Linked DNA regions of Mus musculus: regions 1 and 2 are each linked to region 3. Evidence: chromatin loops called from intact Hi-C (ENCODE). Cell type or tissue: left cerebral cortex. All regions are shown on one strand. Links, peaks and the distances in the headings refer to the core of each region. The heading gives the core; the rest is flanking DNA. Region 1 holds the start of Galnt14 (polypeptide N-acetylgalactosaminyltransferase 14). Region 2 has its middle 51 kb from the start of E330032C10Rik. Region 3 overlaps Galnt14 (polypeptide N-acetylgalactosaminyltransferase 14).

Region 1 (5,666 bases), core at 334-5,333, 140 kb before region 3:
GCCCCTAACTCCGTTATTAAAAGAACTTTGACTATCTGCCCAAGCTTGGAGAACTCTAAGATACACTGGAGTGAGACCTACCATGCTGGGACCTGCCTGGAGATTTTTTTTCTGGCTTCCAAAACTTAGAAGACTCACCTGTAGTGTCCTCCCATTTGTAATGGCACTTACTGGCCTAAAAGCCTAGACCAACATATTCTATAGTTGGGTCGGTTAATTGCACTTAGCAAAATCGGAGCCTTTAGAAATCTTTCAAGGCCCAGGGACTCTTCCCCATGTGAGAGGAGGACAAAATAGTGATTCAAGAGCAAGAGCTTTAGAAGAATATCTTTGTTCTTCCCAGTGTTACGTACTCTCCCGCGGAGCTGTTTCACCCCAGGGCCTTGGTTTCCCCGTATGCCAGTCTGAGTGAAGCAGGCGTGTGAGGCTGCACCATCTCAGGAGCTTGGCGGTGGTGTTGTGTAACTGTCTGCCATCTGTTACTCAGAAACAGCCCCACAAAGCGCTGAGCAATGGACTCCGCTGCTGCAGCTCCTGCCTGGCGCTCATCAGCGAGTCTACAGCTTGCTCGGGAGGTTCTCGGCAGAGCTGACACAGAACACTTTGCAGGCCCAGGACTGGGACTCTAGGGTGAGGCTCTTGGAAGAGATCCAGAGAGCTCAGAAAGCTGCGGGAGTAGGTGCTCTTGCCACTCGCCAATGCTCCTTGGACAGTTATTCACCGAGGCCTTTGCCTGCTTAAACAACATCTGGAGAGAGTGGACCCAACCTTTCAGAGGCTACGGGTCCAATAGAGACAAGTGTGAGATGCCAGCAGGGCTCTGGGGGCTGACAAGCCTTTTCTGGCTGATTGATTTCCAACCTCAAATTTCTTACCTACATCTCCGCTCCAGAGCCTTTGCCTTATGGCCGAAAGACAAGGTATCAAACACCGGAGCTGTTGGGGGGTGGGGGACACCTCTGTTTCTGAGCAAGTGTCTGGAGGGCTCCATGGCACTGGAGGAGGAATTCTGGAGAACTGACTGGTACCTTTCTCACCTGCAGTCGAGTGTGGGTGCTACCCCTATACTAAGCTCCAGTCTGTGAGTGAAGACAGCAGGGAGCATGCCGCTGGGCCACTCGGTGTCATTCTCACTTGGAGAAACTTGGAGCATCCCTGTAACTAAAACAAGGACTCCAGTGGCCAGGGCTCTGCAGACTTCGCAAAAACTTCCACCTTTTCTCTCTGAACTCTGAGGTAACGCAGCATTCACATCTGAAGATGAGGCACAGTCTTAAGACTTAAGGAAGGGAGAGGCTGACGCTGTGATTTGCCCTGTTGGTTGGGTAGGCTAGGCTAGAAACCACACCTCCCTATTCTAGAGATATGGTTAGAAATTCATCCAGCCCACCTGAGGCCTGTATGGAAACTGGAGTCAGAACTGTTCCTGTCTCTAAATCCAAGTGACTTTAGTCTGTAGCTGGAAGATGTATTCCTTAAAGGCAACTGGGAAAGGGATTTGGGGAGCTACTCCCACACACCCCAGGGCCACCTTTCACAAAACTTCCGGTGGTTGTGCTAACATTAGACCCTTTTTTTCTGGCAAGCCCCAGAAAAAGGGCTTATTTTTACAAGGAGAAAAAAAAAATCCTCAGGGATTTACTTTTGCCTTAATTTTTAAAAGGACATCTTTCGAGTTAAATTTAGACCAGCTCAGTTTTCCATTAAGAGAAAGTTGCCAGGCACCTACCTGCTCAAAGGCAAAGAATACCCTGGGGAGATGGCTGAACTCGACCTTGGCCCTGAAATGGTCAAGTCTGAACTTGAGACAACATCTGGGTCAACCAACCCTACTATCCCAGTGATGGCTCCCGGCTAGCGAACCCTCCTGTGAGCACCATGTGCAGAGCCCCGCAGCAAACAGAAACTCCTCCCCGGTAGTGCCTCACCTGGCGCGGGCTAGTCCTTAAGTATCAGCTTGCTTGATACAAGTCAGTATCCTATAACCGGTCCCCGCCCAACCCCTCCCAGCACAACCCTAGCCCAGGATGGTCCCAGAGCTGCATCCAAGGTCCCTCAACCGCAGGGTGCTCCACGGTCGGCGGGAGGCGGTAGCGCCCCCGCTCAGAGCCCGGTTCGCTCCCGCCCCGCTCTCCCTCGGAGTCAGTCTGTCTGTCGGGCCCGCCCTCCCTCCGCGCTCCCTCCTCCTCGTGCTCCTCCGGGGGTGCCGGGCACAGCCTCGGATTCCACCTTCCCGGCTGCTCGAGTCAGTTTCCCTCGCGGCAGCAGCGGGCAAAGGCAGCCGCGGCGCACAGCAGCATCGCAGCGGCCGCCGCGGCTCTCCGTTTGGAGCGGGCGCCGGGCTGAGCTGCCCCTCGTCCCTGCCCGGCCGCGTCTCTAGTCTCCGGCGCCCCTCGCCGCTCCGTTCCCGGCTGTGGCTTCTCTCCGAAGCGGGCGGGGCAGGATCCCGCCATCCAACATCGGGATCCCAGGAGCAGCGTTTCTCCTAGAGCGAGGCGCTCGGCAGACTCGTGCCCCGCCACCCCTGACCGCCGGGGGGTGCCCCAGGGACGCGTCGCCACCAAGAGAAGCAGGCAGAGGGGACCATGCGGCGGCTGACTCGCCGCTTGGCGCTGCCCATCTTTGGGGTGCTCTGGATCACCGTACTGCTGTTCTTCTGGGTCACCAAGAGGAAGTTGGAGGTGCCGCTGGGACCCGAAGTGCAGACCCCCAAGGTATGCCGTTTCGTGGCGCACAGGGCACAGGGCACCGGGCACTGGCAGGTGGAAGGGTGCGTGGTCCACGCACTGGGATTGAGGGTTCAAATGCAGGGGTGTCGAGGTGCTGCGATGGGGAACAGGCGCGGGATGCGGCCATGGGGAGGTGCTTGTGGAATTTAAGAAGCTTGGGGCGTCTCCATATCTTTGGCGTGTGTAAGTGGCAGTGGGCGTGGGTGGTGGGCGCGCGCTCGCAGACAGAGCCGGGCTCCCAACTTAACTAGCAGTCCGGTGGCCAAGGGGGCGCTGCGGACTAGCTACTTTGGGACTGGCGGTCGGTGGGTGCCGCTGGAGGGTCACTGGAGGTTGCTGGGTGAGCGATGCTGGCACCCATGAGAAGTCTGGTGGATTTGCGGACTCCTTCCCTTTGCTGCCAGGCCCCAGAGGAGGAGACGATGACCCGGGTGCTGTGCGCACGTGAACAGCACTAGCGACCCCCCTGGAGGCCTCCCAGCCTTCCCTACCCACCTGGCCTGGCCTGGTGCCACCGGCTCTGTGAACTGTTCCCCAGTTCATTTGCTGCGTTGGAAGTTGAATGCGCTCAGGACAGCACGGAGGAGCCCATAAGAACAGAAACCTTCCTACTGGCAGGGAGTTGTGGAAATGGGAATCCAAGTGGCTTTCCCAACTCTTGTCCAGTCGGTGCAGCCCAGAGGAGTGGAAGGTTCCCCCTACTGGCTCTCTCTTGAGATTCAGAGCCCCTGTCTTTCTTTTCCACAGCCTTGACCAGGGGAAACAGAGCGAGGCTTCTGGGGATTTGCTGGCAGCTAAGCAACCTTTATGAGCCCAGGGCAATCTCTAGGAGTGGGAAAAGACCTTGGAGGAGCCTGTAGTCGGAAAGAGGAAGACATGAACATCTCTGTGTTAAGTAGGAGTGGATCTCACCGATAAGTACAGTAGGGAGGGCCTACTGTGTGCTAAGTGCATAGTTGGTGTTTTCTTCATAAGGAGTTGTTTAATATTGTTCTTATTTCATAGATGGGGAAACAGGCCAAGAGTCTTTAATTAACTCGTCTTAGATCGTTCTGGGTTTGAACTCAGACCTCCACAGAATTTTCCCACTTGGATCCCAATAGACTCTTCTTTTAACCAAAGTACATTTTAAACCAAAGTTTTGGAATCTTGCCAATATTAGTTGATCGAAATAAGCATTTAGTTTAGCACCCATGGAGCTAGGCTCGGTGCCATTGGATGCAGAGATGCAGGATTTTCTCCTTGGTGGAGGGTGGTCTGCTCATCAGTGGTCCAGGACACGCAGGATTGATAGTCAAGTGGGGTCACTGCACTGGGTGTCATGGGAGCCCGGCCACTGCTGGAGGAGGTACAATAGGTGAGTTGAGAAGGATGGATCAGTGGCCCGTAGGCAGAGCACATTCCAAATAGAGAATAAGCCAGCTTTGAAGGAACAAGACAGCATGAAGCCTGTGGCGGTCAGAGGAATGAGACAGGGACAGTGTGTGTGTGGGTCTAGTCAGGAAGGACCATGGAAGCTGTGGGTGGTTAAGCAGGGTAGTGATGCGATCGATTGGTATGTCCATCAGGCAGCCTTTATAGTCCAGGATCTATTTCCTTAATGTTGCAGACCCTGACCACGAATCTGTAGGTGTTTTTCTTACTTTTCCCTAGGCGGTTCTGCTCTGTGTGATGCAGTTAATGATGCCTGCAGGGACATGAACTTTCTCTGTTTTGTGCTGAATCTCATTACCTCAAGCTGACTTATTCTTCGTTTTGCCCCAGGGATCTGGGGCAAGGGCTCTTTTTCCTTTGGGGCAGACTTTGTCTTTACTCCTCTCCTGCTCTTTATCCCGGTCTGTGCTCAACACAGAGTGACTGCTGGCAGCCAGGTACCAGGCACAGTGCTAGGCTTGAGTGCTGCTCTGAGGGGTCTGTCCTGTCAGTTTGGAGTGTGTGACACAAACTTTGGGGAGTTCCTTGCTGATGTAGGATCACAAGCAGACGATAGTCCCATATCAGGAATCTGTCTAAAACCGTGTTCCTGTCTCAACATTTCACTCACGCCGTATTTTGTATAGTTCTCCAAAGCCTCAATTATTCTATAGGTCTGGAAATCTTAACACATTTTACTACTAGGTGTACCCTTCCCCTATTTTTGGTTACTATTTTTCTAGATCCTATTTTTCACTAATATGTGTCTACCTATGTGTCTTGCGTAAATTTTAAAATATATTTATAGATGAGCATTCCCCCTGGATCTGTGTGTGTGTGTGTGTGTGTGTGTGTGTGTGTGTGTGTGTGTGTCTGAGGGTTACTATAGCTGTGATAAAATACCATGACAAAAAACAAGTTGGGGAGAGGAAGGTCTATTTATTGTACACTTTCGTATCAATGTTCGTCACCACAGGAAATCAGGACAGGAACTCAAACAGGGCAGGAACTTGGAGGCAGAAACTGATGCAGAGACCACGAAGGGGTGCTGCTTACTGGCTTGCTCTCCATAGCTTGCTTAGCCTGCTTTCGTATAGAACCCAGGAATAGCACCCACCCACAATGGATTGGACCCCTCCTCATTGTCTTAGTTTGGGTTTTACTGCTGTGAACAAACACAATGACATTTAATTGGGGACGGTTTGCAGGTTCAGAGGTTCAGTCCATCATCATCAAGGTGAGAGCGTGGCAGTGTCCAGGTAGGCATGGTGCAAGAGGAACTGATAGTTCTCCATCTTCATCTGAAGACCGCTAGGAGAAGACTGGCTTCCAGGCAGCTAGGGCAAGGGTCTTAAAGCCTATGCCCACAGTAAGGCACTTCCTCCAATAATGCCACACCTCCAAATAGGGTCCTTCCCTGATCCAAGCATAATTAAACCATCACACCCATCAACCACTAATTACAAAAATGCCCTACAGCCTTGTCTACAGCCCAGATAGCAACCTTATAGAGGCAGTGTCTCA
Region 2 (5,666 bases), core at 192-5,191, 270 kb after region 3:
CCCACGCCCCACAGGAAATGCATATCTGGTAGAAAGAAAGGTGGTCACCGGAGTTAACTCTCACAACCTCCGAAGCCGAGGCTCCCACATCCTGTTGTGAATAAAAACTCACCTGGAATAACTTGTCTTAGAAAACAAAACAGAACAACACCGACAACAATAAAAATCTTCAGAGATTCTGAACGGGCGAATTCGAACCTAAACTTGGGAATTTGAATTTTTTTAAAGCTCCCTGGGGAATGGACATGCTCCTTGACTGACGCATCACGTATCACTGTTCTTCAACTCCACTGAATCGGGGCATCTCTCTGCCCAGCCACGACAGCCAAAAGGAGTAAAAAGGTCTGTCGACTTCAAGCATAAGGCTTGCTCTATCAGAGGCCCCTCCCTCCACGCCCTCGAGACCCTGGCTCCCTCCCCGGGAGCTCCAAGGCCCCTTCCCACCAGTTCTGCTCATTTTCCCTCTTCCTTCTGGCTAGAGAACTAATGTCCTGGTTGATTTTCTTGCCCTAAACAAGCTAATTAAGCAATAATCCTAACAGAATCCATCACTCTGACAAGGTTGTTGATTAATGGTCCCCCAGCCAAGCCCAAAGTGCTTGATATCCCAGCAGAGCGGTCAATAATCACTGCGGCAGTGGCATGCGGCTGCGGCAGTGTGAGTCTGGCCACATCTGAAGACGACGAATGCTGAATGGGTAATGGGGCTCTATTTTGCAGCCTGATAGAAGGCAGAGGAGGAAAAGAAGGCTGGTTCTCGGACGTGCACAGGCTGGAGTCTCTAGCCACAGGCAGCGGTGCCCATCCTTTTGACGCTGGGGCATGCCATCATCATCTGCAAATGGGTTTGGATACATTGGTTGTTCTCCCACATGCTGCATATGGGACATACCTAGAACTCTGTATCCTTCGATCTGAAACCACAAAATGTCCTCAGAGAACAACTCCGAGTAACTCTGGGCCACCGAAGAACTGCCTGCGTGCAAAGTTGGCGAACACATGGATGCTTCTTTGGTTTTGCGGCTGTGTTGACTCCATAGCTGCTGGGTTATAAGGTGCGACAAGAGAAACAATACTGCCTTTGGGAAGTAGATTTCAGTCCAGGCTGATATACCTATCCATTTTCTGCACCCAGAACATTATTGCAATTCCCTAAGAAGACATAACTTTCTTCAGTGTTGGGAGAATGGTCCTGGATTAAGCAGAATGTGGTGAAATACTGCCCCCTGGTGGTCATAGTTGCTGCTTCAACTCTTCTACCTTCTAAGGTTCCTGGGCCAGCAAGTGTCCAGTGGTCTTTATGAGGACCGTAACCTGGGTATCATCCGAGTTGCCACAGCCAAATATACAACCCTGTGTCCTTCCTAACGTTTCCTTCACTGCCATCTCACGGTTGTCCCAAAGAGGGGGCTAGAATGCTGCAGCTGTCCACTTCTGGGTGGCTCCTGTATGACACACAGAACCATCATCTTCCCACAAAACTATAGGCTCATGCTTTAGAGCAGAAGGCACTGAAGCAGGAGGAGAAAATACACACATTCAGACAACTTGGTGTAACTTGCTTGCACCCGCAGGACCCTCTTGGGCCTGATCATGAATGTATATACCACTTCCACTTGATAATAGATTATTTGTGGACCTGTCCCCATAATCTTTGAATCCACTGTCCCTTTTATGCCCCCAGAAAGAGTCTTGGAAAAGAGCTCTTGACCAAAGAGAGGAAAATCGCCTGCTCCCGACCTATGCTGCCCCTGAGACACACACTGTTTGGGTCTATCACATGCCATGGTATCTTATGTCTATATATGTTTCCAGCTCAGGGCAGCAACAAAGATCAGAGCATACACTGATTGCTCTGTGAATGGTAAGAGCAGAGTTGATGGAGCACAGTGGAAAACAAGGAACATGGTGGCTTAGACAGCCTTAACCCAGAACCACCCAGCCTAAGGCTCAGGTCTGCTCTGCCTCTATTGGGCGATGTCCTAGGGGGAAGGCTTTCTCTGTCTGGGCCCCTTCTCCGAAAAGTAAGACTGATACAAGGACCTCTAAGGTCTATTCTATACATCAGGGTTGGGGAACAAGTTCCTAAGAGTCTAAGCAGCAACTAGCACGGAAGGCAGCATTTAATCACCATGAAAAAGACCCACTGGTTCACTAACAGCCCTAGCGACTCACACTGTCCGGGGCAGTATGCGGGACCGCGCTCTCTCCACACAGCATGGGAGCAGATGCGTCTCTCTCTACCTTGGATGTTTATCGGCATGAAAATGAACAACCTCTTCCACCTACCTGGAGTTAGCCATCATCCCTGGACAGATGCTGGTGAGACAGTGACACCTAGTGGCGAACCTACCAATAACTGTCCAGCCCCACAGCGGGCCCTGCAGGCAAAGAGCCTGCCAGAAGTCTGCTCCGGGCTGTGGTTAACCAAGAGCAGTAACTCACAATGTGAGCATTGGAGGCTGAAGTGGGTCCCTTAAAGTTATGCCTCAGTCTGGCCCTAATTAGTTTCTTCAATTAGTTTGACATGGCCCTTGAAGCCTTCACTTGTTCCCCAAGTCTAATACGGAGTTCTTACCAGATAGGAGTAGCCCAAAGCCCAATAAAGGAATCCTGGATTTCACCTATGTCATTTCTGTCCGCCCCCATCCCCGTATGGCTGTGTAACAGATCAGGCCACTGACTCAGATACTGCATGCAAAGACTTCAGTTCACCCCCAAATGCCATTGTCTGCAGAGGGAAAACAGTAGACACTCGTGGGATAAGGTTTTCCCTAGACGGCAGCAGAGGTCTGTACAGGAGTAACCCGTCCGACACCCCGCCCCCCACCCGGAAGGAAGTGGTAATTGGCTCAGACTGAGGATACAAATTCTAGAGTCGCCATAGCCTCTGATGGTGCGTGGCCACTTTCTCTTATGAAATCATGTTTAGCACCAACCTTCTAAAGGTGAGAGCTGGAGTACTGCCATTTCAAAACACCTGCTATGTCACACCCACAACTTAAATAGGGAAAGCTAACTCACATGCACATGCAATTACCAAGAATAAAAGGCAGTTATTTTCTTTAAAGGATTGACGTTGGGGCCCAGGAGGCTTCCTGCTGGGTACTGGAGACACTCACTGGAGATGGGACCTGGAACTCCCTTGTGCTGTTGGCTACGACACTAAGCCTTGAGATGCCTCGCTATCTCCATCTAGTGGTGATGATGAACATTACACCAGTGGGGAAAGGAGACACAAGCCAAGAATTTCAAAGTCGGCGGGCACTGAAGATTTTGAGTTGAGAGGCAATGCTTGGCTCTGTGTTTTGTATGTCTCTAGTGAATTATAAGTCTTTGAAGTAAAGATTACCATCCATTCTAACACTGGGAAAATAACACTAAAAGCTAAGAGAAGTAACTTGAGATGAGCATGCAATTAGTAATTGCTGAGCTGGTATTTAAACTGATATATGTGTGGATCTGGAGTGTATTTCCACACCCAGCCAGCAGTACCTCTGCCTATAAAGTATTTGGGGCAGTAACTTTTTAAAAATTCTTGAACAACTGATGAGTGAGTTTTATTTCATCCCTTCCGGTCCTTCCAGCTCAGGCTCTCTCTCTCTATCTCTCTCTCTCTCTCTCTCTATCCCTATCTCTATCTCTATCTCTATCTCTATCTCTATCTCTATCTCTATCTCTATCTCTATCTCTATCTCTATCTCTATCTCTATCTCTCTCTGGAAAGACAGACCATGAGGCAGTTATCCTATGGGGGCAACGGCACTGAAAACAGACTCACTGGGGGACTTTGTGAAGGCTATCCTGGGCCTGCTCCAGACAGTCTTGTGATAGACCTGGAGTGCTGGTGGAAGCCTGGACACCCTCTGAAGTCACTGCTGTTCCCCGGGGGAAGATCATTGTCCCTAGCTTAGAAGTGGCAGTGAAGCATTGCCTAGTGATTGCAGGAGGGGAAGATGTCAGGCACCTCACAGGAAAACCAAAAGTGACGCCTGGTGTCGGCAGAGGAAATCTAATAGTGGCTGAAGTCCTGCTTCATGAGTTGTAGTAATGCCTCTAACAAACGCAAACTGGTTGCTGTTTGTCAGGCTGCTGGACGAGAGAACTGGGCTTTGAGACCCCCCCCCCCCCGGCCTCTGTCTGGCAGCCCCATCTGGCATACTTTAAAGATGGGAGGTTCTTCAGAGTTGAGCATCTCACTTGGGGATGAGGGATGCCAGCTGCTGAACACAGCTGTGGTGCAATGGGAATTATGTTATGGTCTCTGGTTCCTAAGCCCCCTTCCTGGCCTTAAACCACAATTATCAGCTCAGGAAACAGGGCTGTGCCCAAAGCCATGAGCTAAGAGGGTAAAACATAGATGGTTGCTTCAGAGCTACACTCTTTCCACTGGTCTACACAAACACTTATGGGGAAAGTCTAGGCTGGCTGCCCACAGTCCAGTCTACACAGGCTGAGCCATTGTGGACTGGAATGGCTGGACAACATACAGGGAGGCGGAGCTTGACCAGAATAAGCCAGAAATGCCCTAAAGGAGCAAGAACGGATGTTTACCTTATACCCTGAGTCTTTGGGGTACCTAGAGATGAGGGAGAAATAGCCTAGGAGAAGGTCTGGATACACCTTCCTGTGGTGCAGATATCTGATTTCATGGTAATCGACGCATGTTAATGTTCTGATGTCTGATATCTGAGTCAGTCACTATAGGAATGTCTCCAGCCCCAACCTATCTGGTCACTCCATTCAGCAGGCAACTCACACTCTCTGTGAGAAAGCCCATGAGTGTGAGTTAACAGGAAACCACTTACTACAAAAGAAAGCCAATGTAGGTTTATCTGCAAACCCCACAGGTGGAAGCTCCACTCAGCAGCTGGCCCGTACCCGTCATGGTGGACCCTCCTCAAGAAGCCACAAGGCTGGGTATAAAATCCTGAAGATCCAGGCTAGAATCCCAGCCACCTCCTCCCGTGTGACCTTCATCTTAACTTCTGGTCCCCAGCTGTTCGCCTCTGTAAGTAGATGCTAAAAGATACAATCTCTTGTGTCGTGACTTTAATGCCCAGGGTAACCTGCAACAGAATCTGTGGACTTTGGGGGATAATGAGGTGCCAATGTTGGCGCATCTGTTGCATCAAAAGGGCCATCCTGGTAGGAGATATTGAAGTTCAGGCAGGCTGGGAGCAGGTAAAAACAAAAGGAAGTCTACACTCTCTGCTTAATTTTGTTGTGACCCTAAAACCTCCTAGGGAAAAGGTAGTCTTTTAAAGTGTACATCTAGTGGACATCTTAAGGTTAATATGAGAACGACATAAGATGATGTTGTCAAAAGGCCTCATCTGATCTTGGTGACACTGTGGGACCCACAGTAGCGGAATGATGGGTTATCGTCCTCTCATGAGCACAAATGCTTCCACAGCAAGGGGAGATGGCCAGCTCCGTCATATCACCTCCCACAGGAAGCCTCTGGGGTGGGAATGGGTATAAGAACCAAGGAGCAGAGACGGTGACTGCCTGAAAGAGGCCTTCCCTTCATCCCTGGATCCCTGCGTCCCTGTTACAGTTCCTTCTGGGTACTGCTCAGCAAAGCATCAAGAGAAAGGGCTGGTGTCTGGAGACTTAAATATCAGTTCTGACTTCATGTTTAAATATATGTATGGGCTTTGTCA
Region 3 (5,666 bases), core at 176-5,175:
GCCCATTGATGCTTCCTCTAAGAGTGGCTACAGGTTCTTGGGTTGGGGAAACAAAAGACCAATGTGTCTGGTGTGCCTCCCACCATTGTGGATCGATGACATGCTTCCTGAAACTGCCTCTCCTGAAGCTCATTGGAGACAACAGAAGTTGTGGTCCACCTGGTCTGTGCCAGTGCACCAGGCGTCCTGGGAAGATGGTCTTTCAGGTTGGAGTGCTAGAATTTAGGCAAAGGTCCTGCTGCTCCCTACGTGTGAATCTTGGGCAATGTACTGATTGTGTGAGCATGTATTGACACATCTGAGCAATTGTATGAGGATTGTATGAGATCATGGAAACGGTGGTCCTAGAACTGTACCTGGCATGTGGGGCTTGATAGGTAGCAGTAGCAACATTATCACCCTTCTCTATGCGATTATTATTGCTGGCGGGTTTGCTGATGTTCTTCTGCCCCTGGCCCCATGTTTGAGCTCAGCATTGCCAGACGGAACAAGCTTAATCTCTGGCTGGCTGTTGACAGATGGATGGGGAGCTGGTGGTGGCTGGGGAGCCTTCTCACAGACTTTCCATTCATGTCACACAGCCTTCCGATGCGGACTGGGATGACCTGTGGGAGCAGTTTGATGAGCGGCGGTATCTGAATGCCAAAAAGTGGCGTGTCGGTGATGATCCCTACAAACTGTATGCTTTCAACCAACGGGAGAGTGAGCGGATATCGAGCAATCGGGCTGTCCCAGACACACGTCATAAGAGGTACCTCCTTCTTCCATGTAGGTGCTTTACCCCTCTCGGCAGCCAGGACCTATTAGCAAAGAGCTTTATTTGGAGACTCACTGATCATAGTGCCCAGTGTCAAGACCTGGGGCAGGTGACAGGATAAAGTTTCTGTGCTACACACTGCTTGCACACAAACTATCCCAAAGATCCTGCTTTCTACTTGGAGGTTGAAGAGAGTGAGACGCCCACCACAGAGGGTACACCTGCTCCTCAGCTGGTAGTCACCCTAGGTGATGCATGCTATATAATGCTAAAAGCTTAGTGGAACACTAAAAGACCGAACCTGGATTTTCCAGACCAAGTCTCACATTCCAGCCTGGCTCTCTAAGCAAAGGGCATGATGGGTAAACCCTCAGGAATTCAGGCTATGCTCTCTCCTGTCACTAAGAGAAATTCTTTCCATAGCATCTCATGCACATTTTACAAGGTGAGAAGAGACTCAGAGGGGCCTCTTCACTTAGAGTTGTTTCCTGTCTGCCTGCCCAGGGGGCCTTTCACCATACCCTCTTTGTAGCCACTGGCTTAGAGAGGTCACAGCTCCAGAACACAACAGAGAGCAGGTAGAGAGCTTTGTTAGAAGCAGAAAGAGGCTTTGTGAAGGGGGTTGTTTTGTTTCCTTGCCAACTGCTCCTTTGGTCCTGGTAGCCCCTCTGCTTGCTTCTGAGGTCTGAGAAAGCAATTGGGTCTTAATTATTTTCCCCCTCTAAACCTCCATGCTCTGGCCCACACATGCTAGAGAGTCACAGAGAAATGCATGACTGTCCTTGCACCCATTCCAACACAGACTGGCCTCTGAGTGGCAAGAGTCAAAGGCAGTTCAACTGGCAAGGTATAGAGTGTTGGTGTAAGGGTAGAGAGTATTGACTCTTTGTCTTTGTTAGTTGGTTTGGGTCCCCATTTGTAGAAAAAGAATTTGCATACAAAGGACTTTTATAATTGTTGAGGCTTATTATGTTGGTAATTTTGAGCATTACTATATGAAGTCATTGGGACTCGGTTGCCAAAGCAGAGCTGCACAACCTGGAAATCCTGTATGCAGCATGTATCCCGTGGAGACATTCAACTTGTCCTCGTTAGTCACTATCAGTATTGCATGGAACTGGAGTCTTGGTGTCCACATGAACACAGCAAAGGCTACAAACTGGATGATGGCCTGGTTTCTACTAACGCTGACCAATCTGTGAATTTAACTCTCCCTATAAAATGCCATGAATGTCCCCCTAAGCAGCAGTGTCTGTGTCCCCTATAGCCAGAGTCCCCTCCTCCTCCCTCCTACTGGCCTAAACTCTCTTAGAGTCGGAGTCTCATTGAAATTCTTTTTGATATTGCTATTTGAATTCCCCAGCCCTTATCCTGTTACTCCTCTCTGAGCAAAAATTTAAATACCAAGTTATTATATTTCCTTGAGCAGAAACTACGTGTGGGAGATCAGGAGAGAGGGAGGGAAAGAAGCCCCATTAGGGGCTTGTGGGAAGCCTCATTAGGTCTTAGTGAGGTAGCTACTTCCTTGTCCTGATTCTAGATGCCAGGCCCCCCAGGAAGGAAACAGGCACTGGAACAACTGGGTGGGAGGCCTTGGAGAGCAGGCACGACTGCTTTTAGCCATGGGAGGACATGCCAAGAGCTCACCAAGTAGGTGAGCGTGCTGAGTTCTGTCCTGCCCTCTCACTTTCCGGTGCAAAGCAGAAGTGAATGTTTGCACAAAGGCCAGACTTGTGGGGTCAGGCAAGGAAGAGCCAAGCTTGTTCGTCAAAGAGCCTGGCTTGCCAGCCAGCTCTGGGCTCTGTACCTACCCAGGGTTCCATCTGTTAAAGAGTTGTAATCGGCAGGGAGGCAGTGGGAAGGGCAGAAGGGACTGAGGTAGAATCCTGATACTGTTTGAGAAGACAAAAGGGGAAAGAATATTAGCCGTATGACTGCCTCAGGGCAACAGCCTTGCCCTCCAGGAGCTGGAAGTGTGCTACTCAGAGAATTCTGGATTCAGCAAATGTTACCCGAAAAAAAAAAAAAAAAGCCCAAAAGAATAGAGATCACAAGGCTCAGAATTGGGGTGGGTACCTAGGATCAGAAGTCATCTTGAGGTTCTTGAGCAAGGACAACTGGATCCTCCAACCCTAGGCTGAGTTTAGTAGAGTGCTGCCCCCTGCTGGTGGTACCCCTGAGATCTCAAGAACGAACCCCAGAGCCTGTCCACAAAAGCACTGTGTTCTTCCCTCAGACCCAGATCACTGGGTCCTAGCTACATACAGGATCTCCCTCATCCAGCTCCCGCTTACGGAAACCATCTATGACTAGCGTCCTCACCAGCCAGGTTTCCTAATTCTGCTGTGAGTCTCCTACAGATGCTGGTGCCGTCCCATAAGCTCGTCCACACAGACCAATAGAACCCATGGGACTCACTTTGGGGCCTGCCCACCTCAGTTATGACCAGCATAGCTAATGGTGGTCAAGAGTTCTCAAGAACAATGTTGCTGACATATTGGGCTTGATGATGCTTCATGGAGGGGTTATCCTGGGCACCCCAAGATTCTAGCAGTTTCTCTGGCCTCTATTACTAGATGCCAGTAGCACTCCCTACCCTAACAGCTACCTTCCCCCACACGCCAAGTTGTGATTGCCAAAAATACCGTTCCCATATGTCTCCCCTGGAGGACAAATCTGCAGTGAAGATCACTGCTGTAAATCTGGTCTTGCTTTTTACCCAAATCTTCAGAGATGAAATGAAAATATTTATCACCAGTTCACTGCCAGCACGAGGTCAGGCCAGACCTCCTATGTAAAACAGGCTGAAGTCGGGAACAATGTACAGGGTCACCCTAGGGTCAGCATGGGGTCTCCGGGATCTGGCAGCCATTTCCCATCCTGGCTGAGATGAATGGACTAACTCACTTTCTCTGCACCTTGCTTTTCTCTTTTAAAAAGCAGGGATAAAAATAACAATAATGATCCCATGCACTTTGGTTGTTATAAGGGTCAAATAAAATATGGAGAGTGTTGACCTATTTTCATATATATATATATATATATATATATATATATATATATATATATATATATGAATGATAGCTGAGCCTTGTGTGGAGGAGAAGCACGCTGGTAGAAAACCAGAGATGATTAAACAAACTAATGAAGCACCAGATCAAAAACCAGAATGGAGGGGTCAGACTGTCAGGTGTGGAGGTGAGGCTGGGGAAGGACAAAGGTGGGGTTCAAGGTCAGGCTCGATTCCAGAGAAATAGATGAGCAGCATCAAGGTGGGATATGTTGGTTTCTAAATGCCAGTCTTAGCAGCTCTCAACCCAGGCTCCTTCTGAGAGGCACTTGGAAGCCGTTTAAATATGTTGATACCCAGACTCCAATCAACTCAAGTGTGTCCTTGCTCAGTTCCCAAGTGACTCTAATGAGCAGCAAGACTTGAGGGTGGCCGTTCTGCGTGAGGGCTTCTCAGACTTAAACAGGCAAACAGACAGGTCGTCTTGGGATGTCTGTCCATCTGACTCAGTAGGTTGGGGGCGAGGGGGGCTGATATCCAGCATTTCCCTTCTTCTTAAGGTTTATTATTCTTTTTTATAATTTTTATTTATGCATCTGTGTTCCTGTATGTGAGAGAGAGCGAATGTCACATGGATGGGGACTGCTGGAGGAGCCCAGAATAGGGATTGAGATCCCTAGGAGCTGGAACTACTACAGGTAGTTGTACCATGTGTGTCGCTATCCTGAGTCCTCTGGAAGAGCAGCCAATGCTCTTAGCCATCTCTTCAGCTCTGAGGTTCTGCATGTCGAATAGGTTCCCCGATGACGGCAATGCCTAAGGTCTGTGGCTCACACTTTGAATAGCAAGAACTCACAATGGCTTTGAAAGCCTGATTCTCCAGACCAAAGGACCACCAGTGGCAGCATCGCTTGGGAGCAGGTTGGAAATGCACAGTCTTAGGTTTTGCCCAGAAAGCTTCAGGTGAACCCCAGAGACCTGGCTCAGCAAGAACTTTAGGTGACTCTGAGACCTGCTCTGTGAAGCACAGGCCAAGTGAAGTCCATGTGTGATCTGGTTCTGCCAGAAGCCTCGGGATTTAAGGAGAGAGTAGAGGCCTTGGGATAAGTGCATCCACCTGCCTGTGTATTTGTGTGCCTCTCCCTCTGTCCTGGTATCTTGGCTTCTGCCTTGTATAGACTGGTCTCCCTTGTTCCCTCTTTCCCCTCTTCTTCTACCCTCATCCCGGCGTCCTCTTGGCAACTGGCATCACTGTTCCTAAGCTCTGTGAACTGCAGGGTCTCATGCTTTACCTCACAGCCAATGACCTACGTTGGCTGCCTAGCTCATTCGTGGAACTGAGCCCCAGTGATGCAGGCTTTGTTCCTGCTAAGGAGACCATCCTGCCTTGCAGCAAAGATCCTGCTTGTTCTGGTGTCAACTGCCCTGTAGAGAAAGGAACAGATTGAACATCAATTACAGTGTCTGGTGTGTGATAAGGGGCACGATATCTGTTTGCTGAATAAATAAAAGAGAAAGACTTTAGAAAGACTGTCAACCTCTCTCTTTCTCTCTCCCTCCTCTCTCTCTCTCTCTCTCTCTCTCTCTCTCTCTCTCTCTCTCTCTCTCTCTCTCTTCCTCCCTCCCTCCCTTACCTGTCTTCCATGCAGAGAGGAAAGAGGAGCTAAAGAAGCCCTCTCTCATTATCCTTTACCCCCAGAAGCTTCATATGAGAAGTGGAGAGCGCAGTCAGAGAGTTAAAGGGAAAAAAAAGTTTTTCCCCCTTTGAAGAGTTCTCATTACTGAAAAGAGAAAGAGCTAAGAAACAGCACGTGGGAGGGGTCTAAGCTTATTAAATTTGCTTCCAATTTTCTTACCACAGTAATTGGATTCTGATTTATAGTATGCATTTGGACAGTG

Evidence for each region. Peaks named below come from ENCODE experiments on the same cell type or tissue, not always from the same donor. Only the 100,000 strongest peaks of a DNase experiment are listed, where the experiment ranks them.
Region 1: a loop joins it to region 3, with 2.0 times the contacts of the local background. A loop is called at or near these places in 11 of 42 quality-filtered maps.
Region 2: a loop joins it to region 3, with 2.9 times the contacts of the local background. A loop is called at or near these places in 9 of 42 quality-filtered maps.

What each region holds. Positions count from the first base shown.
Region 1 is chr17:73,706,979-73,712,644 of GRCm38, reverse strand. Galnt14 (polypeptide N-acetylgalactosaminyltransferase 14) reads left to right here and starts at 2,194. Exons shown (of 15, transcript NM_027864.2): 1 at 2,194-2,714. The coding sequence starts at 2,586. It overlaps Gm52320 (a long non-coding RNA gene), which reads left to right and starts at 4,999. Exons shown (of 2, transcript XR_003952420.1): 1 at 4,999-5,666. In left cerebral cortex, for the core only: a CTCF peak has its summit at 2,533; DNase peaks (open chromatin) are centred at 2,235, 2,503, 2,916, 3,334 and 2 more places; H3K4me3 peaks cover 2,775 bases; H3K27ac peaks cover 2,054 bases.
Region 2 is chr17:73,298,981-73,304,646 of GRCm38, reverse strand. No RefSeq gene overlaps it. Among named protein-coding and RNA genes, the nearest start is that of E330032C10Rik, 51 kb to the right of the region's middle. In left cerebral cortex, for the core only: CTCF peaks have their summits at 1,235 (motif pointing left), 2,364 (motif pointing left) and 3,208 (motif pointing left); DNase peaks (open chromatin) are centred at 1,216, 2,349 and 3,192.
Region 3 is chr17:73,569,889-73,575,554 of GRCm38, reverse strand. It overlaps Galnt14 (polypeptide N-acetylgalactosaminyltransferase 14), which reads left to right. Exons shown (of 15, transcript NM_027864.2): 2 at 582-751. Among named protein-coding and RNA genes, the nearest start is that of Gm46602, 95 kb to the left of the region's middle. In left cerebral cortex, for the core only: a CTCF peak has its summit at 2,925 (motif pointing left); DNase peaks (open chromatin) are centred at 557, 2,984 and 3,387; H3K27ac peaks cover 250 bases.